2 separate regions of the Homo sapiens genome follow, and region 2 is linked to region 1. Evidence: chromatin loops called from intact Hi-C (ENCODE). Cell type or tissue: sigmoid colon. All regions are shown on one strand.

What was found. Peaks named below come from ENCODE experiments on the same cell type or tissue, not always from the same donor. Only the 100,000 strongest peaks of a DNase experiment are listed, where the experiment ranks them.
Region 2: it touches region 1 in a loop (6-fold over the local background); 7 of 110 quality-filtered maps call a loop at or near these places.

The regions. Positions count from the first base shown.
Region 1 is chr4:88,014,827-88,022,826 of GRCh38, forward strand. PKD2 (polycystin 2, transient receptor potential cation channel) reads left to right here. Exons shown (of 15, transcript NM_000297.4): 2 at 4,632-4,745. Among named protein-coding and RNA genes, the nearest start is that of PKD2, 11 kb to the left of the region's middle. In sigmoid colon, no CTCF peak of the experiment used is centred here; DNase peaks (open chromatin) are centred at 3,265, 3,855 and 7,271; H3K4me3 peaks cover 801 bases; H3K27ac peaks cover 964 bases.
Region 2 is chr4:87,527,545-87,535,544 of GRCh38, forward strand. SPARCL1 (SPARC like 1) reads right to left here and starts at 1,832. Exons shown (of 11, transcript NM_004684.6): 1 at 1,501-1,832. In sigmoid colon, no CTCF peak of the experiment used is centred here; DNase peaks (open chromatin) are centred at 1,837 and 3,507; H3K4me3 peaks cover 3,970 bases; H3K27ac peaks cover 1,839 bases.

The sequences.
Region 1 (8,000 bases):
CTGAAGCTACAGACAGGCCTCTTCCAAGCACTCTAAGTGCTCCACAAATAATATTTCTGTTTCCCAGAACAACCCCACAAAAAGGTACTCTTACTCCATTTTTAGATGAGGAAGTGGAGGCTCATGATGTCAGGTAAGCTTTCTCAGCTCCCAAGTGGTTAAGCCCTCAGTTTAATGTCATTTGACTCCAGAGCCCTATGTTGCACCATGCCTTGATAATAGGCCATATGGGTTTCATGTATTTCAGATGGGGAAGGTTAGTGTGAGGTGAAAGATACACAATTAACCTTTTAACCATGGAACTGAAATATTTACAGATGAAGTGATACAATAGCTGGAATTAATTCCAAAATAATTGGGGTGGTACTGGTCCATGGCCTGTTAGGAACTGGGCCGCAGAGCAGGAGGTGAGCAGCAGGCTAGTGAGCATTGCTACCCCCTATCATATCAGCAGTGGCATCAGATGGGTGAGGATGTAAATGAACTAGGATTGGCATTGAGTTGATATTGTTGGATCTAGGTGATAGATTTATCATTATAATATTCTCTCTTTGTGATATTTCTGATATTTTCTAAAATAAAAAGTTGTAGTTATTTATTTATTTAGACGGAGTTTCACTCTTTTGCCCAGGTTGGAGTGCAGTGGTGTGATCTCGGCTCACTGTAGCCTCCGCCTCCCGGGTTCAAGCGATTCTCCTGCCTCAGCCTCCCGAGTAGCTGGGACTACAGCCTCCCGAGTAGCTCACCACCACACCCAGCTAACTTTTGTATTTTTAGTAGAGAGGAGGTTTCACCATGTTAGATAGGCTGGTCTCAAACTCCTGACCTCAGGTGATCCACCCACCTCGGCCTCCCAGAGTGCTGGGATTACAGGCGTGAGCCAGTGTGCCCAGCCAATAAAAAGTTTTTGAAAGGATTTAGATAAAATAGTTGGGGAAATGGCATTTTTGTTCAAAGCCAATTATTTATGTTTGGAATATCTTTTGTGCTTGGAGTTCTCCATTACAGAGTTCCCCAGTGTTCCTATTAATAAGTAACATTGAGCAGAGGAATGCACTGTTTAGATCAGCAGTCCCCAACCTTTTTGGCACCAGGGACCGGCTTCATGGAAGACAATTTTTCCACAGACCTGGGGTAGGAAGTGTTTGGGGATGAAACTGTTCCACCTCAGATCATCAGGCATTAGTGAGATTCTCATAAGGAGCAGGCAATCTAGATTCTTCACATGCGCAGTTCACAATAGGGTTCTCACTCCTGTGAGAATCTAATGCCACCCCTGATCTGACAGGAGGCGGAGCTCGGGCGGTAATGCTCACTTGCCTGCGGCTCACCTCCTGCTGTGGGGCCCGGTTCCTAACAGGCCATGGACCAGTACCCGTCTGCAGCCTGGGGACTGGGGACCCTGCTTTAGATGATGTACTCTGGCTTTGCATTCTGGCATTAGCTAAGCACCCTCTTAAAGGAAATTGGGTCTATACTCTCAGTCCGTGTTCTCCCTAACACCTGGAAACATTGAATACCTTCAATGCTGGGAAGTTAACTCCCACCACAACTAGAACAGCTATGGGAAAGACAACAGTTGATTTTGAAGAGTGTCACCAATTTGCACATGATTCCATCCTTAACCATTCTTATCCTATCAGCTCTGCCAAACATGGAGAATAGTTGGCTGCAGGACAGCTATTTTTCCTACTTGTAGATGCAACTATTTCTCACCCACCAGGATGTAAAAGGTCCCTGTACCCTAAGATTGGTCCTACATACACACCCAATGGGAAAATGAGATGAAAAATTTAAAGCAGTAAATATTTGAGGAAGTAGATAGAGTAATTTAGAAAAAGAAAATACACAGGGCCAAGCACAGTGGCTCACATCTGTAATCCCAGCACTTTGAGAGGCCAAGGTGAGAGGATTGCTTGAGCTCAGGAGTTTGAGGCCAGCCTAGGCAATGTAGTGAGACCCCACCTCTACAAAAAATTAAAAACTTAGTTGGGCTTGGTAGTATGTACCTGTAGTTTAAGAAACTTGGGAGGCTGAGCTGAGGCAGGAGGATTGTTTGAGCCCGGGTGGTCAAGGCTGCAGTGGGCCATGATTGTGCCAGAGTACTCCAGCCTGGGTGATAGAGTGAGACTCTGTCTCAAACAAAAAAAAAAACAGAGACAGAAAAAAAGAAAGAAAATATATGGATGTATATCATATAAAAATATAAATAAGGGAGGCCAAGTGCAGTGGCATGCCTGTAATCCCAGCACTTTGGGAGGCTGAAGCAGGAGGATCACTTGAGGCCGAGAATTCGAGACCAGCCTGGGCAACGTATTGAGACCTCATCTCTGCAAAAAATCAAAAAATGAGGCGGAAGGATGGCTTGAGCCCAGGAGATCAAGCCTTCAGTGAGCTGTGATCGTACCACTACACTCCAGGCTGGGTAACAGAGAGAGACCCTGCCTCAAGATAAATAAATTCATACATACATACATACATACGTACATACATACATACATAAGAAGACTTGTTTCTTTCCATTTGCAATGTTTCATTCAAAGGCTAGAATTAAATTGCCGTAGGCCATCACAAGTTTAGCTTGAATATTATTATTTTTTCAAGATGGAGTCTCACTCTGTCACCCAGGCTGGAGTGCAGTGGTGTGATTTTGGCTCACTGCAACCTCTGTCTCCCGGGTTCAACCGATTCTTCTGCCTCAGCCTCCCATGTAGCTGGGATTACAGGCGCCCGCCACCACACCTGGCTAAGTTTTGTATTTTTAGTAGAGACAGGGTTTCACCATGTTGGCCAGACTGGTCTTGAACTCCTGACCTCAAGTGATCTACCCGCCTCACCCTCCCAAAGTGCTGGGATTATAGGCTTGAGCCACTGCACCCAGCCTAGCTTGAAGAAAATTTGATAGGAGTTTGTTTTTTTCTATTTATAGGCCAAGCAATACCACGTATAAATATTAAGAATCATGGCTGTTCCTTAGTGCCTAGTTGTTTATAAACCATGGGAAAGAATGAAATCATTGACCAAATGAGACAGGGTAACAGTCTTCCCTGGGAGTAAAGAGACTAGCAGTCTCTATTGACATATATTTTAGGCCTGGCCTCCAAAATAAATTTACCCAAAGAAGTGATGTATTTGTGTCCAGGGCTACCGAGCCTAATCTTTGGCTGCCTCTGTGTTATTCTAAGTTGTAATTTTCCATGTCATCTAAATTTGTAATAATTCTTTAATATGATAGTGTTTCAGTGAACAAACATTCTGCTTGCTGCATTTCTTCTGAGTGAGTAATTCCCTGACAACTACCAGATCTTGGCAGAAGCAAAGTTGGTCATAAGTTATGCTCCACTCTCAGTGCTGGTGAAACGTATGATGCGTAACACAGTGTTTTTGAATTCAGTGCTGATTTTCCTAAAGGACATTTGGAAGGAAAAAAGAAAAGGAAAGGAAATACCCAAATTCAGGAATAGAACTTACATATTATTATAAGACTTAAAAAATACATGAACACTAATGATGAACTCATTTCTTCGAAGTAAAAGGCCTTATGCTATTTTTTCCCATTTCCCTATGTGGCTTGATTGTGGCGAAAGTGGCTGTGTGAGTTTCCATTATTGAAGGAGTTAAGGTCTGTGGAATCAAAGCATGAGACAACATGCAAGGACCAGGTTGGTTTCCATTTAACAGCCAACCTAATCTAACTGAAAGGATTGAGAGGTTTGTCTTTTTTGGAAAGTGTTAAGGTTCTTCCAAGTAACCAGCAATGTGACTTTACCACACTGTTCATTAACGGGGCTTTGGATGGCCACCATGTCTGCTGCTGGCTGAGTCCAAAACTGCGGTCACTCTCTCCAGCAAGCTCATGGAGGGTTACGTCATCTTCACTCAGCCAGCCCAACGCTTTTTCCATCTGCTAAAATGTAGAACATGGTTGTTGATTCTACTCTTTCTACAAAGAAAGAGAGGGAACATGGATGAGTTGCTGCTTTTAAAGATTATATGTTAATTGCTGTTTTAAAAATCTGCTCAGCTAAGCACGCTTAGTGTAATCAGTCACCATGGAGTTTTTTAATAGGACAGCTTCTGCTCTTACAGAGCAGAGTTTTTATGCCAGTAGGTTAGAAGCATAACATGTTTCTATATTGAAGTGATTCTCCAACAAGGACTTCTTTTCATCAGGGGTGACCTAAAAGTTATTACTTGAAATATAATTACATCATGTTCTTAACTGGGTTTAGTAGTAGGATAATTACAAGGTTGTATCCACCTCAAATAGGAAGAACTGATAAGTTTTGCACAATTATTTAACTCCTCTGTTAGGCCTTCCTTATTTCCTGTTCTCTTTTTAAAATTTGACTAAGATATTGCTAATGGGCTTGGGAGCCTATAAAATGATCAGAATTGTTGCCTTATGTTTTGCATGTTTGGGGTAACATTGGAGCCAGATGTACTCTTAAATAAAAGGTAGGCCTACAAAACCAGTTTCTCAGTTGCATTCAAAATGTGATTAAAAAAAAAAAAAGGAGAATCTCCCTTATAGGTGAACTTTTTAATTTGTGCTTTATTTTCCCTTTTGCCATTCATGAGATTTCTTAAATAAAATGATATCTTTTCTTTTCTTCATTATTATTTTAAAGGTCTCTGGGGAACAAGACTCATGGAGGAAAGCAGCACTAACCGAGAGAAATACCTTAAAAGTGTTTTACGGGAACTGGTCACATACCTCCTTTTTCTCATAGTCTTGTGCATCTGTAAGTAGAATATTTCCTTGCACTAATGGGAAAGTTTTGAAAAGATTTGACCTATCCAAATCATAATTAAAAGGAAGTGTGTATGCACCAGAGGGGCAACTGGGAAGTTACCTTCTTACCTTTGTTTTTAATTCTAATATTTTTATTTGGGCATTTGTTTATTGACTATCTTCCTATGGTAGAATGCAAGCTTTATAAGAGAAGGGACGTGATTTGTTCTCTGCTGTACCCCCATTTCCCAAAACTGCAGATGGCAACAGAAGGCTCTGAAAAATATATAAGAAAGAATTTTTCTAATTGTGACTAAATTGTGACCAAATGCTAAGTGACTGTGGACTTGCGTTTAACACAGGACGGGAGAGGCAAAGAGTTCAATTCCAATTTAGAATTTGGTCAAGTTCTCTTCTGCACTCTGGTAAACATTAATTAAAAATCAGCATTATCTGACCAGCCAGTTCATCGTCAGTGGTGGTGATTTTCACTATGAGATACGCGTGGCAACTTGCCAGACACCAAGAAACCAAGTTAGAGGATTTTTGTATTAGATTCCTTAACAATGAATACAGTATCACCATTATTACAGTATCATCATTATTGTCATACTATTATTATATCAGTTAACATAAAGTCTGCATAAGAATTGTTTCCAGAAAAATGACTTTCCAAATTTAACTTTCAGGAAATACAAATAATGCTACTAATATTGCTTTTATTGGCGTATACATGTAATATCCCCTTCTTTTGGATTTGGATATGTTGTGTCATTGCCTCATTTTAATTCATTATTTCTTCTCAATCTTTAATAATTGCTGGACTTTTACTCCACAAGAAACTTGCTATAGGCCCATCTCTTTCGTCTTCTTTCCTTCTTTCAGTTCGTCTTCCCATCCTCTGGTAGGGGGAGGGGAGGGATGCCTGAGCGAGAGACTAGCTGTAGGAACCATTTGTCTCAAAGTCCAGAAAGCCACAGGTGATGGATTTGTCCTCTGAATCAAAGGGCGTTCGATGATGGATTTCTGTCATGTCTCATCTAAAGTCTTCACGAGAACAGATGAGGAAGCAGTTTTATGACCCCAGAGCCTCCTACCAAACTCCTCTGAGAAAAGGTTTCCTTTTTTTTTTTTTTTTTTAAATTAGAGACAGAGTCTTGATCTGTTTCACAGGCCGGAGTGCAGTGGCACAATCATAGCTCACTGCAGCCTCGAGCTCCTAGGCTTCAGTGATCCTCCCACCTCAGTCACCCACGTAGCTGGGACTACAGCTGCACACCACCATGCCCAGCTAACTTTTAAAACATTTTTGTAGAGGTGGGGTCTCACTTTGCTGCCTATACTGGTCTCCAGCTCCTAGCTTCAAGTGATCCTCCTGCCTTGGAAGTTCTGGGATTATAGGCATGAGCCACTGCACCCAGCCTGGATGTGATATTTTTATGTTTTAAATTGTTAGAGTTTAGAAACTTGAGATTGAGTTTGCTGCCTGCATTAAAATGATGCTTAAACATTAAACTGCAGTGGCCTTAAATATTAACAAGTTGATTAGAATTACTAAGTTCTTTTCAAGCTTTACATATACAGACAAATTTCTTATGCAAAATAGAAGGTAACCCCTGTACGTAAGTCTAGAATTTCAGCAGTCCCCAAAACTGACTGAGCATTAGAATCACTCTGATTTTAAAATACATATGTGGTTTTCCGAGATCTACTAACAGAGCCTCCATAATGTAGCCTAGAGAAACGAGTTTTCAGATGTAGTGATAAATTTGGAAGGTAAGTCAGAGAAGTAAGCTGAAGACAGAGTTTTAGGAAATATGCCTAAAGTCACATAATGAATTGGTTTTCTTGTTTATTTGAGAATATTGTCGCTTTTTGTTCTTTTTCATGCAAATCACATTTTATTTCTTATGTGAGTAGCTATATATTTAAAAATTTTGTTTTTGGAATATTGTAGAATCTCTACTTAAGAAAGTATCTTAGCAGTCATATGGTCTGACCTCACTGAATGCTAAATTCTCTTTAAAACATCCGTCTCAGATGGTTACTCATACTGCCTCTGATTGAACAAGAGTCCCAGGTTAAGGGACTTACTTCTTTGAAATCGTTCATTTCATTTTTCTACAGCTATGTTAGAAAGTTCGTCCTTAGCAGTGAAGCCAGAGTCTATCTCTTATAACTTCTACCCAGTTGCACCCTCCAAGCCTACCTATACCAAGTATCTTTTTTCCACGTTGCTTTTCCAATTCAGCTCTTCGCAAGTTTGGAGACAAATACCTAATCTCCTCTAAGCCTTCTCCAGGTTAAGCCTTTCCAGTTCATCCAGCTGTTGATTATGTGATTGGAGACACAAGTTTGAGTAACTCCCATGATGGAAAGTCCCTCTGGTGAATGTTCTGTTCATCAGAGTCCCTAAGAAAGCACATGAGCCTCACCATGGTGAGTGGGGCCATGAGATTCCTAAACCAGACACTACACTGTGGCTTGTGCAACCTACCATGGCCAGACTCATGAGGCTGTTTCATCATATAAATAATTCCTTAGTCTCTTCACCAAAAACTGTGAAGCACTGTGTCCCCCAGCTGTATGTGAGCTAGCCTGGGACCATAGTGGAGGACTCCTCTTTCAACCCTGTTAAATTTCATCTTGTTAGGATCTGCCCATTTTTCCATTCTGTTGAAATTATCTTGGAACTGGATTCATTCATCTCACATCAGCTACTCCCCGAAGCCTCACAGTATCAGCAGAGTTATTATCTCTATCCATATCCTTGTAAATTATTAAACTAAAAAAGATTGGTCTAAGAACATCAGTCCATTAATCAAGGCTCTTTGGTTGGAGTTCACTTCATTATATTATCATCCAGCTCAGAGTGTTCATAAACAAGATGATAGGAAAGACTTTTCCAAATGCCTGTCTGAGTAATTCCCCCATTCCTGTGATCTGTGAGCTGTTGACCAGATTAAAAAGGAAGTGAGAATAACCAGGCAAGATTTACTCCTAGCAAAACCTTACTGGCTTCTAGTGACTGAGTCCTTTCCCTATTGCTTACCAGCTATCTTTTTAATTACTAGTTTTAAAATCTTGCCAGCAATGTCAATATCAAATGACCAAGAATATCAAACTCATTACTCTGTATGTAAATGAGATAGTGTACTTACCCCTATGGCTTAAGTATTAGGCTGTTCTTGCATTGCCCTAAATACCTGAGACTGGGTAATTTATAAAAAAAGAGGTTTGGCCAGGCACTGTGGATCAGGCCTGT
Region 2 (8,000 bases), 490 kb before region 1:
CTATTCATTTTATTTCTGTCATCACTATTATTTTTACTTAGTTGATATGTGAATCTGTGCCATGAGGAGCTACTGGGGATTAAATCTCAAAAGACCTAGGAAGGAAATGCCAGCACTCTAATTGCTCAATGGCTGTGTGAAAAATTCTCTGAAAGAAAAAGGCAAGGTTCATAAATAACATGTGAATATTCTTCTCCAAAATGTGGAAAGTGGCACTAGTTGATTGGACGATAAGTAGATGAAATAAACTGCTCTGCTTTGCTAGATCTTATTAAATGAACAGAAATATTAACTTAAATCTTTCCAAAGAGGGTGTTTTGAATAAAAAAAAAATCATAGTTAACAATAGTCACAACCATCAGGTTTGACTGAGTAAGCTGTGAACTGAAAAAAGCTGGTGTCTACGAGAAAGGGGAGAATAAAAAAAAAAAAGATTTCTGCTGACTTGGACTGAGTGAACATTTCTATTCAATGTGCTTAGGCCCTGGGCCAGAGGAGAGCTCAGATACAATGCCAAGGTGACATATTTAACCTCTTTGCAGATTAAAGGCAGTGCAAAAGAGATACTCTTTCTGCAGTACCTCTTGGTGTACTGTTTCAACAGTATTGATCTGCAGTTAAAAGCATGTTTTTTTTTCTTTTCTTTTCCTTTCTTTTCTTTTTTTCTCTTGCAGAGTGACCTTTAATACCTGGGAAGGATGAATAAGCACAACCTACATTATTGCTTTATTTTAGAAAAGAGAGCCAGAAATGGTAGTACATTATAATATGAGTTACCATAATCTCTTTAGCTCTTTAATTCTCTTCTCCCATTTTTGCTTTTGTAAATAAGACATTATCAAGAATTAGAGAAATTTTAGGTCTATGTGTGAGCATCTTAACAAATGATAGTAGGAGGCAAAAAATAATTAGTTATAAAGCTGTAAAAGGGAACCAAGAAAGGGAAAATAATCGCAATAACTTAAAAATAATCAAACAAGAATATAGTATAAAAGGAGAAATTTTCCTACCTTTTGGAAAAGCAAAAAGTTCCGTTTCTACATTGCTGTTAGGCTCAGGAGATTGAATAACTTTAGATAATTTAAACATGGAAAACATACAAATTATTTGATTTGAAATTTTTTTTAAAAACTACCTTCTTTATAGTTTATTTCATATATGTAATAAAGTACTTCTACAAAACACATTTCAGGATTCAGGCTTCACTAAGATCTGAATGCTACTGAGGCGATCAACAGTTCCACATTTCTATTCTTGGTCTTCACTAAAATCACCATCATTTATTAGTACTTGCTATTTAATTTCGCAGGAAACAAGAAAACATGAATACAAATGGTAAAATTCTCTATGAAGTATCTTTTCTGTAAATCACACAAAACTTTTTTTGGTAAATAAATGGCTTTGTATTATTTAGGCAAAAATATTTGACAGCTTTATCAGATCACGCAAATCAGCTTAACAAATGCAATTAGATAATGCCGTAAATTTATTACAACTTACCTTTAAGTAAGGGGCTGGACCCAGAGCCACTGCAGAAAAATTGAAGTTGAATCCCCTCTGCACACAGACAGGGAATAAAAGTTTGACAAACACCCAAGAAAAACTCTTTAAATCCCTTTCCTCGTTAGCTCTGCTTCTTTGCCCAGAGGCATATTCAAGTCTACTGGAGTTGAAATTCTGCTGCTCTGTCAACTAGTGGGGGTCTGAAGTGACAGACGAGAATTTGGAGGTTGGCACCAGAGAGTATTTCAGACTGTCATCGTTTTTGTTGCAGATTCCTGGATTTCCCTAGCAGGCTGGCCTCTCATGCGAGGGCTTTACAGGCAGTGCTTGCAAACCAAAAGGGAAAGAGCTAATTCTGGTGGCGTGGATGGGGTTAACAGTCTTCCCCTCAAGCTCTTGTTCTCAGAGCCTCATAACTTGGCCAGAATATAAGCACTTGGCTCTTTATGCATTTTTTTTCTTTTTCAAACAACTCTGAAAGGTTTTATAAGCAGCATCCCTTTTTTGGAGATTTTTATTTTAAGACCTTGAAAAGAAACTCCATGCTGTTGTTTCTTTCTAAAGGAAATTGGGGAGTAGGGATTAAAGGAGGGAAGAAGAGAAATGGCAGCAGATGCATTTTTACGTTGCTCAATTGGAAATTGTTCTAGCAAATACAGTCTGAATTTTAATAGAAGGGTACTTCAGATACCTTAACCTTCTTTGAATGAGATTTGGAAATGGACATATATAAAAATGATTGCTCCTTATATTATAGATCACTTGTATGCTGATTCAGAAATGTTGCAGTTCTCCCCTCAACACAGCTCTCCACTGTAACTCCATGGTTATAATGGTTGGTATCTAAGAAGGAGGTTTCCCATAAAAAGAATGGAGGTGTGCACTTATTTTTGGCCCGGGATTCTGGTTGTTTGTATGTGTCTAATCTCTTCTACTGCTACTTCTACATTTATCACACATTTATTATGTGTCAGACACTGTGCTAACAGCTTTTTATGCGTTATTATCAGTTGATCCTCACTACGCATGGTAAGTTTTACTGTGTTCCCATTTGAGGGGTAGTGTCATACAGTGGTTGGATTGGCAGAATTTGAGGCCAGCCAGCTTGGATTTGCATCCTATCTTCACCACTTCCTAACTATGACCCGGGACAAGTTATATAACCTCTCTAAAGCATCAGTGCTTTTATCTATAAGACAGGGATATACATATGGAAATGATGATAATATCTATCTCTGCAATTGTTCTGAGTTTTAAGTTAGTTAACATGATAAACTGCATAGAACACCCCTGCCACGTAGCAGACACTCAATAAATGTTAGCTATTATCATTTACATAAGAGGAAACCAAAGCTTAGTAAGGGTGTTTTTTCTAGGGTATCCAACTGTAACTTACAGGATGGGATTCCAAATCAGCTACCATGGCTGACAGCCACACTTGTGTAACTTATCTATAATCCCTCTATTATGTGATATAGACACATATATATATCATACCTGCTTCTGAGAAAGCTGTAAACTCCTTGAAGGAAGGGGATGTGCCCTTTCTGCATTCTCCTGGTGCCTAGCACAGTGCTTTGCATCCTGTAAATGTTCCATTATCATCAGATGAATAATTATAATTTAATTTAATTTAATTTAGATTTTCTAAATGCATGCCAACGTCTGGCCAAAAGCAAAAACACTGACAAAAACAAAATAAAACCAAAATAAACCAAAAACCCCCACCTACATTTCTAGGCAAATATGCCCTCAGCCAAATCTCTCAAAACACTTTAGAATTATTTGCCCTATTTATTTTCAGAACACTGCAAGAAAAAGGTAACAAGGATTATCTCTACTTTGCAGTTGGAGAAATTTGGGAGCAGAGGAAACTGGGCACTTTGCCTAGGAGCCAAAAACAAGTCACGGTGCAGCTGGGAACACTCACGTCTCTAGAATCAGGATAACTTGTTCCAAACCGCCTTTCCCAGGACAGCATGAAAGGACTTGATGTCTTTTTGCCTCAGACAATAGGATGTTTTTCCTTAGCCAAGGTCTAGGGGTTGAGCAATCTCCTCGGAGGAAGGATAAAGGGGTGGGCAGTGTTTGACCATGCTTCTCCCTGGTGTGCACATCCTCTGTGCACATCTGCTCTGAGAAGTGTGGAAGACACAGACCATTTTTCCAAGTCTCCCAAGGGGCTTGGGAGCAGTGAGACTATTGCAGAATAAGTAAGAAAAGCATTTCTGAGGATTTGGCCTTAGTTGGCTAAAGAAAATTTTCTTGGGGACCCAAAATATTAACTTCTTATTCTAACTAGCATTCCCCATTTATTTAAGATGGCTTTGTAAGATTGATTTCAGGTGATTACATCAATTCAACGAGAATGTAGAAAAAAATTTCATTTAAAGGGCTCTGGAAAAAAAGTTACCCGACTAAAATTTTTTTCTGCTAAAATTGATATTTTATGCTTCTGTAAAATGATCAAAATAAATTTTCTTATGTAACTGTGTTAACCTAAAAAGTAATTACTTAAAGCAAACTGGATTCATCTCTTAAATGTAAATAGGTACCTAGAGAGTTCATTTGTAGGTGGCAAAGCTTGAGAATTTTGACTTTCAGTTTTATTGGAGGTCTTATTAATTTATAACATGATTAATAAAGACCCACTGTATTTCTTACAACAAAACAAGAGAGAAAAATGAATAAAAAAAGGCCTTTGAATTCGCGGTGTCTTTTCAGTATAGCTTTATTTGGAAATGTTTGTTGGCAGATATTCAAACTCTCATTGTTTCTGAAGCTGTTTTTTCTAAAATAGTTTACAGTTCAGAAAGCTGAGGACAATAAACCTGCAACAATACTCACCTAACAGATGGAGCTACAGATCAGATTTAGAAAACGTATGAGACGTCCAAATGGGTTGGGAAAAGTTTGACAAAAAGCTCATTATGTTACTGTACATGAAGAGACGTAACATCACTGTTGGTCAGAGGATGTGACAGATGTCAACATCTAAATGGATTTTCTTTTTTCTTTTTTTTTACCTTTTAGTGTTAGGATTCCCTTTGAGAATCTGATGAAAGCTGTGGGCAAGCTCCTAAAACCCATCTATGAAACTCCCCCCCAGTATCCTCTCAGGGATTCTATGAAGTTAAAAACCCCTAATTCAGGGGAAGGAGCAGAGAACACGTTAATTAATCCTCAAGCATATACAGAACTTCTTTGTTACATATAGCAGAAGCCTCTGGGTGATATCAAAGATGTACTTCCTGCCTATTAGGAGTCCAAGAGCCAAGGCATATGCTCATTGTCAGAGGTCACATGATTCTTTTGGAATAGTGGAGATCCCCAGGAAGGAGGTAAGTATGGGTGAGTGAAAAAGCTGCAGTAAAAACAGAGTGTCTGTATTGATCTTGGCCAGGACCTGGCCTGTAGGACCCTCTTCCTTGATTACCCAATGTATTAGTTTCCTAGGGCTGGCGTAACAAAATACCACAAATTGGGTGGCTTAAACAGCAGAAATTAATTTTCTCACAGTTCTGGAGGCTGGAAGTCCAAGATCAAGGTGCCAGCAGGGTTGGTTTCTCCTGAGGCCTCTCTCCTTGGCTTGTGGATGGTCACTTTCTCACTGTGTCCTCACACAGTCCTTCCCCTGGGCATGTGTGCTTCTGGTGTCTCTGCCTCTTTTTATAAGGACGCCAGTGCTGTTGGATTAGATCCTCACGTTTACGTCTTCATTTAACCTTAATTTACCTCTTTAAAGGCTCTGTCTCTAAATATAGTGACAATGGGGGTTAGAACTTCAATTTATGAATTTTGGGGGAAATAATTCAGCCCATAACACCCCATTACACTTAAAATATTTTTCCCATTATGTTTTTAATACCTTGATATTTAGTTCTCTGTGGGTCTTGCTTCTGGGACCCATCTTGAGGTCTCAATTCCAGGTGAGTTACTGATCTCTGCCTGTGGAATTTCCTTACCCCCACAGTACCATCATAACTTGACACTGAACAATTTCAGATCTCTCAGTTCTGTGTTGATTATTAACCCTCTGGGTCATTTTCTGACTATGGACTCTTGCAGGAGTTTATTCTAGCTATCCTTTCCCAGGCCAGCCCTTCTATGGGTTTAGTCATACCCTCTATTTGGTCTTAGGCATAGGCTTGATACACAGAGAGCAATTAACGAGTAAGACAGTAGCAAAATGTGCACAATATTTTGTTAAATATAATGTGGACATTATTATGTTACACATTACACATTATGTTTATACATTACACATTATATTTCACAAAATTACACTACACATTATATATTTAACAAAATTAAATATAACGTGTAATGTAATTAATTGCTTTTTTTAGTAATAAATTTTGAAGCAAAATAAGTGAAACTAAAAGGAGAAAGATAGGTTAGAACTAGTGGATTTTATTTTATTTTATTTTTTATTTTTTATTTTTTGAGACAGAGTCTCACTCTGTCGCCCAGGCTGGATTGCAGTGGCCCAATCTCAGCTCACTGTAACCTCTGCCTCCTGGGTTCCAGCGATTCTCCTGCCTTAACCTCCCAAGTAGCTGGGATTACAGGCGTGTGCCACCACGCCTGGCTAATTTTTGTATTTTTTCACCATGTTGGCCAGGCTGGTCTTGAACTCCTGACCTCAGGTGATCTGCCTCGGCCTCCCAAAGTGCTGGGATTACAGGCATGAGCCACGGTGCCCAGCCAGGACTAGTGGATTTTAGATATCAGGCTAAGCAGTTTGATCTTTATTCATTAGATAAAAGGGAGATCTGGAAAGTTTTCTCATTGAATGTTAGGGAGTGTAAGAAGAACATGTTATGCTGTAGTAACAAGTAATCCCCAAATATCAGATGCTTACAACAACAAATTTTTTTTTTTTTCTATTCTTGCCACATGTTTATTGCAGGTCTGCTGCAATTCTGTTACATGTCTTTATTCTGGAGTGTAGGCTGATGGACCAATTCCCTTGGCAGAAGAAAAACAGATACAGCAAAATATGCTTGGTTTGTGAAGCTTCTGCCTGGGTGTAATACTTATCATTTCTGCCTACATTTCATTGATCAACATAAGTCATTTGACCACAGCTGACTTCAGTGGGATGGGGAGTATATTCCTCCCATCCAGAGGATGGACCCTGTATAGGCAAGAGAACCAGAAAATAGATTTTCATCAGGAATGGAAGGAGACCCTGTTGAGAAAAAAAGTATTAGGAAAAAGGAAGAAAAGAAGATAGAAGAGGCAGAGCAAAGTTTTAAGAAAAGCACGGCGGGGCAGATGTAAGACATAAAGGGGGGAAGGGAGAGAAAATTAGGGCAAAAATAAGAGGCAGCCCTATAAAGACACAAATAATTGAGACAACTGGGATAACAGAAATATAAAGGGTTAGATTATCTTAGTGCCGTACAATCACGTGGTTCTATAGAGCCATAAGAGGTTTGCATTAGTTTCCTGGGCTGTCATAACAAATTACCACAAGCTGGGTGGCTTAAAACAACAGAAATGTATTTTCTTGAAGTTCTAGAGGCTAAAGGTCTGAAATTAAGGTGTCAGCAGGCACCTGCTGCATCCCAATGCCATAGGGAAGAATACTTTCTTGCCTCTTCCTGACTTCCACTGGGTGGCTTCCAGAAACACCTGGTATTTCTTGGCTCATAGCCGCATCACACCAGTCTCTGCTTCCCTCTTCTCATGACCTTCTTTCCCTGTGGGTCTCCTGTGAATCTCTGTGTGCCCTCTTCTTGTGAGGACACCAGTCATTGGATTTAGGGTTTACCGTAATCCAATGTGACCTCATCTTAACTTGATTACATCTGCAAAGACCCTATTTTCAAATAAGCTCACACTCACAGGTATGAAGGATGAAGACTTGAACATACCTTTTTGGGGAGCAATTCAACACATTATAGTCCATTCTCTGGTCCCCCAAAATTCATGTCTTTTCCACACGCAGAATACATCCATCCCATTCTTAACCCATTTCAAATTTCTGAACCTATTCCGGCATTAACTCTAAATTCCAAATCTCATTTAAATACCATCGAGTCAAAAAGTCCTAAATATCATCATCTAAATCATCTAAATCAGGTGTATGTGAGTTTCTTGGTATGATTTATCCTGATTCCTCATCTATGAAACTAGAAAACCAGTTACCTCTCCCCAAATACAATGGCATAGTATAAACAGTTTCATTCTGAAATGGAGAAAATGGAAGGAATACATAAGTGGACAAGGGTCATTTGTTCCAAGCAAGTTCAAAACAGAGCAGGCCAAATTCCATCATGTTTCAGGCCTGAGAATAATCCTCTGTGGTTCAGTGCGCTGCTCTTTGGCCCTCAGAGGCTCTGCCCTCGGGGCCTGCAGGAACCCCACCGGTTCCTGAACTATCTTCTGAGTTGTATTACTTTGCTAGAGCTGCCATAGGAAAATACCACAGGCTGAGTGGCTTAAACAGAAGAAATTTATTTTCCTCCCAGTTCTAGAGGCTGGAAATC